Linked DNA regions of Mus musculus: region 2 is linked to region 1. The links are chromatin contacts, found by Hi-C or POLR2A ChIA-PET in ENCODE. All regions are on one chromosome and are shown on one strand. Each heading gives the region's core, a stretch centred on a gene start or an enhancer-like site at or near the end of the contact. The rest is flanking DNA. Distances are from core to core; before and after follow the strand shown.

Region 1 (5,072 bases), core at 985-3,484:
GTCTCTCCACCACCACCACCACCACCTACATGAACACGTTTAGGCCCACCCAGCTCTATCCTTCCACCTTCGCTGCCCTCAGCCATGCCTTCCTAGCGCATCCACAGCGACCCCAAAGGGCCTGGGGCAAGCGAGAGAACTGCATGGCAGACAAGTGAACCTGCCTCCTCCAGATCTTAGCCCAACTCGTGGGTACTGGAATGTGGCCCCTTAAAGATCACAACAGGGTTCTAGAAGCTATTCACGAGACTCAAACGTCTCAAGCCAGATCCGAGTAAAACAACATACTAAATTAAATGTAAAATAAAAAGGGTGTTGGATTTTGCTCCTGTCTTGCGGGAGGCAGCAACCTCCTGGCCCTGCACAAAGGGGGCGGAACCCTGTGTGCTCTGGGAACATTACTACCAGTGTCAACCACGCGGATCCCAAGCTCAGGAGTGAACCTACGGGTTCCTGGCTGTCTCCACTCTGGCCCCTACCTCTAAGGCCGTGGAGAGCGCGAGTGGCCAGAGAGACGCGGGAGGGGGACGAGAGGCAAACTTGAACCCGGAGTTGACAGAGCCACTTACCACTGGCGTTCTTCCCACAGATGAGGTGCTGGTAGGGCTGCAAGAGCCCCCAGATTTCCGAGTCGTTGTTGACCGTGTGCTCCAGGGTCTCCACGGTGAATTTGGGCGCTTCGTGAAGCGTGTGGTGGTGGTGATGATGGTTGGCGGCGACGGCGGCGGTGGCTGTGGTTGGCGGGACTGCGGTCGCCGCCGTGGCTGGCGGGGCGCAACAACTACTGCCCCCGCTGGCGCTGCTGGCTGCGCTGCAAGGGCCACCGCTCGCCGCTCCCCCTCCCGGAGTCTCGCGCTCCTTATCCGCTGCAGGGGCTCCGGGGCCTGAGCCGGGGCCTGGGCCAGAACCGGAGCTGGAGCCAGGGCCAGGACCGCTACAGCTACGAGGTAGCCCGGAGGCCAACACCCGCGAGTAGATGTCCCGGAAGAGACTCTCCATACAGGCGGTCAGGTAGATGGCGGCATGCTCGTGGATGCGCAGCGCCACGCGGCTGTCCACCATCCAGCGGTACACGCGGCCCACGGAGAAGGTGAGGCCGCAGCGCGCCGACTTGCCACGGCCCAAGCGGTCGCCGCCAGCGCTGCTCATGTTATAGAGGGACAGCGCGGCCAGCGCGGCAGCGGTGCAGTGAGCCGCCAGGCCCCAGGACAGTACGATCTCCATGGCACTCTGGATCTCGTACTTGGTGCACTTGGCGAAGCGCAGGCTCAGGCGCTGCGCCTCTTTAGCGATGCGCACTAGAGCCCGGCTTACCAGCATCGAGAGCTTGGCCAGCGCGTCCTTGGGCAGGCTGCCGGGGACCGCTGGGCCTGCCCGGGGATCCCGCGAGCGCAGCAGCAGCAACTCCAGTTCCTGGAGGGTCCAGGGGACCTCGTCGAGGTCCGGCAGCAACCGCGAGCAGTGCTGACCGGCGCAGTCCAGCCCCTCGGAGTCTTCCACCAGGGCAGTGTTGACGGTGTCAAAGCTGTTGTGCCGGCTGTGCATGGAGTCAGCTAAAGGCGGCCAGCAGCTCCCGCCATACGGGGACGCCGGGTGAGAGTCAGAACAGCACAGAGACAAGTTGGAGGAGCGCACAGAGTCCGCCGCGCCACCATAACCCGAGTCCAGCGTCAGATCTTCCAGCGTTCGCACCACAGGCTTCTTACCTCTCCTGGCCATCGCTGCGCCACTTCATGCTGCAGCCGCCGTGGAGCCGAGGGGAAGGAAAGGCAAGGATCTGTGGGCACCGGGGTCCTCGGGGACAGCGGGGCTCCACGTCGCCTAGGCTCACTTTCCCACCTGGCGTTGCCAGCAAGTGTCACTACTTTCGCCTGTCTCCCCGAGCCGTCACCACGGGAAGATACACGGCGGAACCTGAAGTCATCTTCTGGAGTCGGGGCCAGAGCGAGGGCGCACTGAGCCGCGAGCCAGGCCGGGAAGGAAGCTCCCGCCAGGACCCGCGCCTTTCATCCAAAATAAAAGTGTCTGGTCCTCTCCTCCCTGGGACCAGACGGATGCAGAAGCCTCCGAGAGCCGGCCACAGTGTCGATAGGACCTAGATCGCCCCAGATACGGCCGCCGCAGCTCGGCGGGCTACGGGCTCCCCCGGCTCCGGGATCCGGGCCGCGGTTCTCTTGAGCTCCCGCCCCGCACTAAAGCGCTGTAGCCAGGCGGCTGCAAAACCCTGCTGAGCCCCAGCAAACCAAGCAGTCAGAGGGCGGGCGCATGCAAAGCAGGGCCGTCGAAGAGCCAATGGAATCGGGGGATGCTAATTACTTAGGTTTTTTTTTTTTTTTTTTATTCCTCCCTTCCATGCGGCCCCGCCCCTCAGACACGCCCCCCCAGGCCTTGACCAGGGCTGCAGCTAGGAGGGATCCGCGGCCTAGGTGGAAGCCTGGAGAAGAACAGTCATCCTGCAACTGTAGCTTCCCTAGTTTCTGCTTTCGAACTATCGACAAAAATATCATTTATATCGTTATTTGTTCCACTCTGCGGTTCATAAAGTGTTTGTCCGAGGGTTACTTTCTGCTTTGGCATTTTAGATTTCTCTTTCCCTCCCACCAGCCCATACAAGATGCACGTTTCTCCTCCCTCTTCAGGCACCCTGACTAATTCAGGCGGGTGCCGCTTCTCAGCCTGGGTTTGCTCCAGCATGGAAGGAAATAAAACAGGAAAGTAGTGAGGGGGAGACTGATAATTGCCACTGGGAAGCGAATCTCTAGCCATAAACCACCTGTCACCAGGACTTTCTAGGTTTGTTCGGCAGACAGGAATCTACCCTTAAGTTCCAGGGTGTGTGTGTGTGTGTGTGTGTGTGTGTGTGTGTGTGTGTGTGTGTGTGTTCCGGCCACTCTGTGGTTCTGGTGGACAATGCTCTAGACTGCTCAAACTTAAATTTGTGCACAGGAGAATATTCTTTTCAGCTAAAGAAAGATACAAAATATATGTGTGTGTCTGCTGCATTTCTGTGTCTAACAGCATCATTGCTTGGCTATTTGTCTATCTCTACCTACCTTAGGAAAAACCTTATTCATTCAAAGATTCCTACCTCCCTTACACAATCCTATTCCTACAAGAAGCCCACCCTGATCTCCCAAAACTATCCTGGGTGTTTCCACCACCCCACCCTCTTCGATGGCTTCACATTTCTGGGCCCTTGTCACGCTGGCTTGCTACTATCTATTTATTTGTCTGGATCCCACATTGGGCTAGGGAGTTGTGGTAAATGTATGAGTCGACAAGGGAAGGACGTGCTTTGAACTGCTGGTTTGAACGTTCAACTGTGGCTGAAGGGATGTGAGAAGACACTCAACATCACTGGCCATCAGGGTAACTGCAAATCAGAACCATAAGGAGCTGCCAGCTCATGCCTGTTAGGATGGCGATTATCAGAAAGTCAAAAGATTACAAGCATCAACAAGGGTGTGGAGGATAAAGAAGAGTGTACTCTATTGGTGAGAAGGGAAATTGATATAGCTATTATGGAAAATAATGCCGAAGATCTTCAAAAAATTACTAATTAGAACTACCATGTGATCCAATAATCCCACATCTGGATCTTTACCAAACAGAAATAAAGCCACTATTTAAAAGATCTATTTACTCCCCTCTCCCTGTTCATTGAAGCATTATTTGCAATCGCTAAGAGAGAATATTGTTCAGACTTCAAAAAGAAGGAAATCTCACCATGTATAACAAATGGCTAATCTGGACAGTATCATCCTGCTAAGGGGAGTGTCTCACTTATTGTGTGACTCTAAAAAGAATCACACAGTAGCACCAGAATGTACGATGGTAACTGGGTGCAGACAGGGGCGGGGGATTGTTCAGCACACAGACTTATATTTACAGATGATGTGTTCCACAGTTCTAGAGACATTACATACATGCAGGGTGGCATCTAGAGTGAATGATGATGTCGGTAGGAAGTTGTCTGTAAGTGTTCTTATCAGGCAGAGGAAAAGGTCAGATGTATGGGTTGAGAGGTATGTTAATTTTCTTGATTATGGTAATTATTCACAATACATATAATAAACACCACATAGTACACCTTAAATGCCTATCATTTTTGTTTGTCATTCAAATCTCAGTAAGGATGGGGGTGGGGCATAGGCAGCTGTGGATTCCCTGCCGTTCATCCTGCATATCCCATGTCATCCTGTAATTTCCATCCTAATACACGTCCATAGCAACACGTTCCCTTTCCTGTTCTCTAATATCAGAATCTTCCTAAAGTTTACCTCTTATGTTGTCACGCATAACAAAATCAAAACTAACAAACCACTCATATCAAAAAATGTGAGCTATTTTATTTATTTATTTATTTATTTATTTAGTCTCCCAAGTACCTAAAGTTTACACTTATTACTTAGCTTTCAGGAGTCCCACGCTATTCTTAAACTTCCTTTCTGTAATTTCACAGAGAGAGAGAGAGAGAGAGACAGAGAGAGACAGAGAGAGACAGAGAGAGACAGAGAGAGACAGAGAGAGACAGAGAGAGACAGAGAGACAGAGAGAGACAGAGAGACAGAGAGACAGACACAGAGACAGAAGGAGAGACAGAGAGGCAAAGACAAAGGCAGAGAGAGGGTGGGCTTTCTCACACATACATTGTGCGCTCTGGGCAGGTCGGATCCCTCCTACAGGCTGATATCCCAGCCTGTCTCCCTCATTCCCTGCCGCTGCTCTTTTCGTGCAGATGTCCTTCTCCCCTCTTATCTTTCTTAAACCTCCTCTCTTCCCAGTGGGATTCGGCTCCATTTGAGAGTGCTGCGATGTTTTCTTTTCCTGATGCCGCCTGCTCTCCTCCCAGGCAGAAGGTATCCCCGCGCACGTGGCTCAGTGCTTGTTTTAAGCCCTTTTCATTTCTCTGCACGGTTTCCTGGCCATCTTGTCTACCTCAAGCCCATACGCTGAGGTGTTGAGCTTGTTGAGGACGCTGAGTGCTTGGTGGAGCACAGCGAGCAAAGACCTGAGGAGGTTTCATGTATGTGCAGGAAACTCACACCAAGCAGCGCATGGAACTGCACGCT
Region 2 (5,106 bases), core at 1,151-3,650, 200 kb after region 1:
ATCATTGTACTTTCCTCCTTTTAACTTTGCCAGACATACGGGTGCCCCACAACTCTTCCTTCATTTGATCCTTCATCTATTGATCAATGAACACTCACTCAGTTACACATGTGAAGATCTATACTGAGTATTGATGGCACACAAAAATAAAGTTGGACGCAGAGACCTTGTCCTTGAGAAGTTTCACTTCGAAGGGACACAGAGACTTTTTTATATAGTGGTAAGTATTGGTATTTATGAAGCAATATAGTTAGGTATTTTTTTTAAAAAAAAAACTTCTTTTCTTAAGATTTATTTATTTATTTATTTATTTATTTATTTTATGCTTATGAGTACAGTCACTATCTTCAGACACACCAGAAGAGGGTGTCAGTTCTTATTACAGATGGTAGTGAGCCACCATGTGGTTGCTGGAAATTGAACTCGGGACCTCTAGAAGTACAGTCAGTGTTCTTAACCGCTGAGCCATCTCTCCAGCCCATAGATGGGTATTATAAGAAGTTTTTATTAGTCTTTGTAACAAAGCCACAAGTGATGTATCACACATGTGCTTGGAGGGCCCCAGGAGGCAGGAGACGCTATATTTGTACTAGAGGTAAAGAATATTTTCAAAAATTAGGGAGCCTTTTATTTGGGTCTGAAGCTACAGTATGAGGAGACATACTTTAGTAGTTCAAAGGTTAATGTAGATCCCAAAGAGCATTCCTCTATCAGAGGAAAACCCAGCACATATAAAGAATAAGAAACAGATAATAAACTCCACTAGGGGGCTGGGGTTTTGTGGTTAGGTTTGCATGTCATCTCTTTGGAACACACCTGCTTCATTCAATAAGCGGCTGCTATTCTGGCCCTGGATGCACCGGCCTAGGACACCAGGTGTTCCTGAAGCTGAGGCAAGGGGTATCCAAAGCTCACTTTGAGGCTTTCCTGAGCTGCAAAGTGAGTTAAGGGCAGCCTAGATGCTTAATGATATACTGTCTCCATAAATAAATACATAAATAACCCTGGATGAATATATGCACATAGGTGATGCTAGGACTCAGGGATAAGAGCAAAACCAAGAGCCATCTTCAGTTACACAGCAGGTTCAAGGTAAGCCAGGGCTCCGCGAGACCCCGTCTCAACAAAAAGGGCATTGTATGTCTAAGGCATGGCCTGTAGGTTATGGCTAGGAAGTCTGGTAAAGATGCACATGTGGCCCTGTGTTCTCATTAGACTTCAATTGCTTTGATAAAACATCATGAGCAAAAGCAACTTGGCCAGGAAGGAAGGGGTTTGTTGCCGTTTACAGTTAATAATCCATCGTGGGGAGAAGTCAGGGCAGAAATTCAAAGCAGAAACCTGGAGATAGAGGGCTGAAGCAGAAGCCATGGAGGAAAGCCGTTTTGGTTCCCTGTGGCTTCCTCAGCCTGCTTCCATATACAACCCGCCTAGGGCTACCAGCCTAATGGTGGCGCCACACACACTGGTCGGGTCCTTCCACATCACTCATTAATCAAGAAAGTGCCCAGACTTCCCTACAGGCAACCTGATGGAAGTCTTTACTACAATTAAGGTTCCTCTTCCCATTTAACTTCAGTTGAAGAAAAAAAAAAAAAAAAAAAAAAAAAGCAAAGCAAAAAGCCCAAAAACCTAATCAAAATACCTTCTAAACTACACTTCATGTAATAGATTAGAGTTGATAAATTGACGATGTATCTACAGTATTATGAAATGCTGAATATCTGAGATCGGACCTGTCTTCTCCAGAGCTTGGGCAAAGGTGCCCGCCCCAAACAGTAAAAAAGGCTAACGGCGTGATTTCTGCTCCTTTCAGAGCAGGGGACTCCGATTAACACCTGATTGAAGCTGGGTGAGAGGCAGGACTGTGCCTCGGTTGCCTCTCACCCAGCCCAGCAATAACTCTCAGGGCACACGGAACTGGCTTCAGACCTTCCACACAACCCATAGGAAGAGCCCTGGGCGCGCTCCCGCGTCCTAGCCTCTTCTCTTCCACCGCGAGAGCGCAGCGCACGCGCGCCGTGCCCGGCAGAGCGCGCGCCCGCGAGCTCCCCGCAGCCCCGTGCTCATCCGGGTCCCCGCGAGCCTCGGCCAATGGAGGCGGCTCCCGGCCCCGGGAGCAGAACTATGCCTCCTCCCCCTTCTCGCGGCCTGTGGCCCCCGCGAGCGGCCTGGGGCTCAGGAGACCCGCAGAGGCTGCGAGTCCGGATCCCACGCGAGAACTCAGGTCGTGAGCGCCCAGCGATCGCAACCGGTCCCGAAGCACCGGGCGCGGCGGCGCACGCGGGGGTCTGAGCCAGTGTAGTAAACACACTTCAGAAACGTGAGGTGCCGGTGGTCACGTGGGGTGCATGCCGCCCAATGAGAAGCCGGGGGCGGGGCGGAGGCCGCTGACGCGGCGGAGTCACCCGGGCAGCCTCGGGACCGGTGACCGGCAGGCGAGCGTCCCGCGGCCTGGAGCTCTAGCCCGCGCTCTCCGAGCTCGCTGCCCACTCCGGGACGCACAGGCCGCGTCGCGCGGAGGCCGCGTGAGCTCGTGTCCGTTCGTGGAGGCCGCCTCGGGCGCGCCACCGTCTCCTCGCGGGTCGCCTCGGTTGGGCGAGGTTTCCGTGACGAGCCTCCCGGGGCTGCTGCGACCAGCTCGGGCCGTCGTGGCGGCTCGGGCCCCGCGCGCTCGCTTGCGCTCCGGGGGTCTCAGGCCCTGGAAGGTATGCGTGTCCTCCGGACGCTGGGCGCGGGCTCCTGAAGGACGTCGCGCGTGGATCCCGGCGCCTCGGCAGCCTCCATTCATCTGCCAGCTGCGCGCTCGCCACCTCCGCGCCCCGCCTCGGCGTCGCCTCCTCCCGTCCCCTCTCTGCAGCCCTTTCCCCACTCCTCGGGTGAGGAGGTTTTCTTGGAAGCGCAGGTGTCGGTTATGAGCCCGGCTTCCCTCCCTTGAAGCTCTCGGTAGAGGAAGTCGGGGTGACCCGCCGCGCCCCGAGCATGGGGGTGAACGCCGTGCACTGGTTCCGAAAGGGACTCCGGCTCCACGACAACCCCGCCCTGAAGGAGTGCATCCAGGGCGCCGACACCATCCGCTGCGTCTATATCCTCGACCCCTGGTTCGCCGGCTCTTCCAACGTGGGCATCAACAGGTGGCGGTGAGTCCGAAGCGCTTGGGAAATCAATCGATCGCGGTGTGCGCGAGTCGGGTGTCGATGCGTTAGTGTCAGATCTGAGATTTGGTTTTAGTCCAGGGACCGAATTGCCTACATCGTTAAAGAATTGTAGATGTGGTCAATATTAAATAGTACAGACTTAGTAGTAGAGATTATTGACGACCCTGAAACACTTTAGCTTTTACCGGTAAGTTATGTGTCTGTGTTGATGGGAACGCCTTCCCTGATTTGCGAGAAATAACTAGGAGGAGAATTAAACACTCCCAGATCATAATGGCCTTGATATCTTAGGCCTCCGAAAGGGTTGTAATCTTTAATGTTGACGTGTGTGTCTAGGTAACTCATAGTGTGGAGAAAAACCATTCATTTATTATAGCGGGCTCCGGATCCAGCTTTCTTCCCCCTTGAGGTTAGAGGAGGAAAAGCAAGGGAAAGAATTAGCTGGTTTCCCAACTCTCTCTCTCAACTCCTCCTTGTGGTTGACAAGACAAAGCACAGTTTTTCTTTCGAGGCAAAGTATAATCCTTCTAGGGAATTGCGACTGGAAGAAATCCTCCGGACATTTTGTGAGCTGTGCCTGGGAAAACAGGATAGACGATTGTGTGGCGGAATGAAACGAAAGCATTAGTTCAGCAGATAATATTGATAGCTTATGTGCCAGCCGTGTCTTTGGATATGAGGGATAGAGCTGTGAACGAGAAGTCTGCCCTCTTCAGGCATATGTCCAAGAAAAAAATACGTATGTAGTCCTTTTGGAGATGAGACGTGTTGCAAAGAAAAGACGAGGTAAACAGGAATAGGGATGGGGACACAATTTAAAACAATGTTAATTAGCTGGGGATGTAGCTCACTGGAAGTTACCACAGCTAGGATGTGTGGAGAAAGTGGTCGCCGATTTGAAGACATGGGATGCAGCTGTCTAAGGGAAGAACATTCCAGGGAAAGGTCCTGAGGTGAGAATGGGTTTGATCTTTGGAAGGAACAGCCAGCCAGAATGACGAGCAAAACCTCTGGGGGAAAGTACTAGGTGATGAAGTTATAGTTGTAACGGGGGCCAGATTCTAGAGCTTTATGCGCCGTCACTAAGGTCTGTGACTTTACCCCAGGAGAGTGGAAATGACTGCAGTACAAGGGTATTAGCAGAGAAGTGATGTCATCTAACGTAAGTTAGAAAAAAAACCTTCTTTGGTTGGGATTCTGAGAACGTGACTGATCGGGCATTGAAGCTGGATAAGAAGTGTGGACACCGCTTAGGAGACGTTCATTTCCGGGTGCAAGCTTGGAGAATGGCTTGTGTGGATGTGCCGGCAAGTTGGTTGTGGGGTTGAGCGGAACAAAAAGAGCTGTATTATCACAGTCAACAGGTGAAAACAGCCCTCGTGCCAACCGGCTGATTAATGGGCCTCCTGTTGTGTGTATCCATGCACCAGTTACTTGCTTGGCCATGAAGGAATGAGATACTGATAAATGCCATGAAATGTGTAGGTGAACCATGAGAGCATGTTAGCTGAAAGAAGCTGTCATAAAACTTCATACTTGATGATTGTGCTTATATGAACTATCCACAATGGGCAAGTACACAGGGATGGAGAGCAGGTTAGTGGTGACTTAGTCCTGGGGAGTCAGGAGGGTATCTCAGTGGGCACAGAGGTGATTAAAACTTACTGGAAGGTTTTTGTCAGAAAACCTCCATGAATAGCTATTAAACTGTGAGGGGTTTTGTTGTTATTGTTTGGTTGTTTTTTGGTTTGTTTTGTTTTTTTTTTGTTGTTGTTGTTGATGTTGTTGTTGTTTTTTTTCTTTTTTTTTGAGACAGGGTTTCTCTGTATAGCCCCGGCTGTCCTGGAACTCACTCTGTAGACCAGGCTGGCCTCAAACTCAGAAATCCACCTGCCTCTGCCTCCCGAGTGCCGGGATTAAAGGTGTGCGCCACCACTGCCCTGCTAAC

The links. Hi-C counts contacts between places; a loop is a spot of excess contacts on that map. ChIA-PET counts read pairs that join two places held with the same protein, here RNA polymerase II (POLR2A).
Region 2: a loop to region 1 is called in a map of heart, with 9 times the contacts of the local background. The contact joins the promoter of Cry1 here to the promoter of Btbd11 in region 1. A Hi-C loop is called at or near these places in 1 of 37 maps with a recorded cell type or tissue (heart). POLR2A ChIA-PET finds 5 or more read pairs at or near these places in 4 of 5 experiments (Patski and embryonic stem cell).

Annotation. Positions count from the first base shown.
Region 1 is chr10:85,383,976-85,389,047 of GRCm38, reverse strand. Btbd11 (BTB (POZ) domain containing 11) reads right to left here and starts at 2,234. Exons shown (of 17, transcript NM_028709.2): 1 at 570-2,234. The coding sequence starts at 1,719.
Region 2 is chr10:85,182,348-85,187,453 of GRCm38, reverse strand. Cry1 (cryptochrome 1 (photolyase-like)) reads left to right here and starts at 2,400. Exons shown (of 13, transcript NM_007771.3): 1 at 2,400-3,140. The coding sequence starts at 2,983.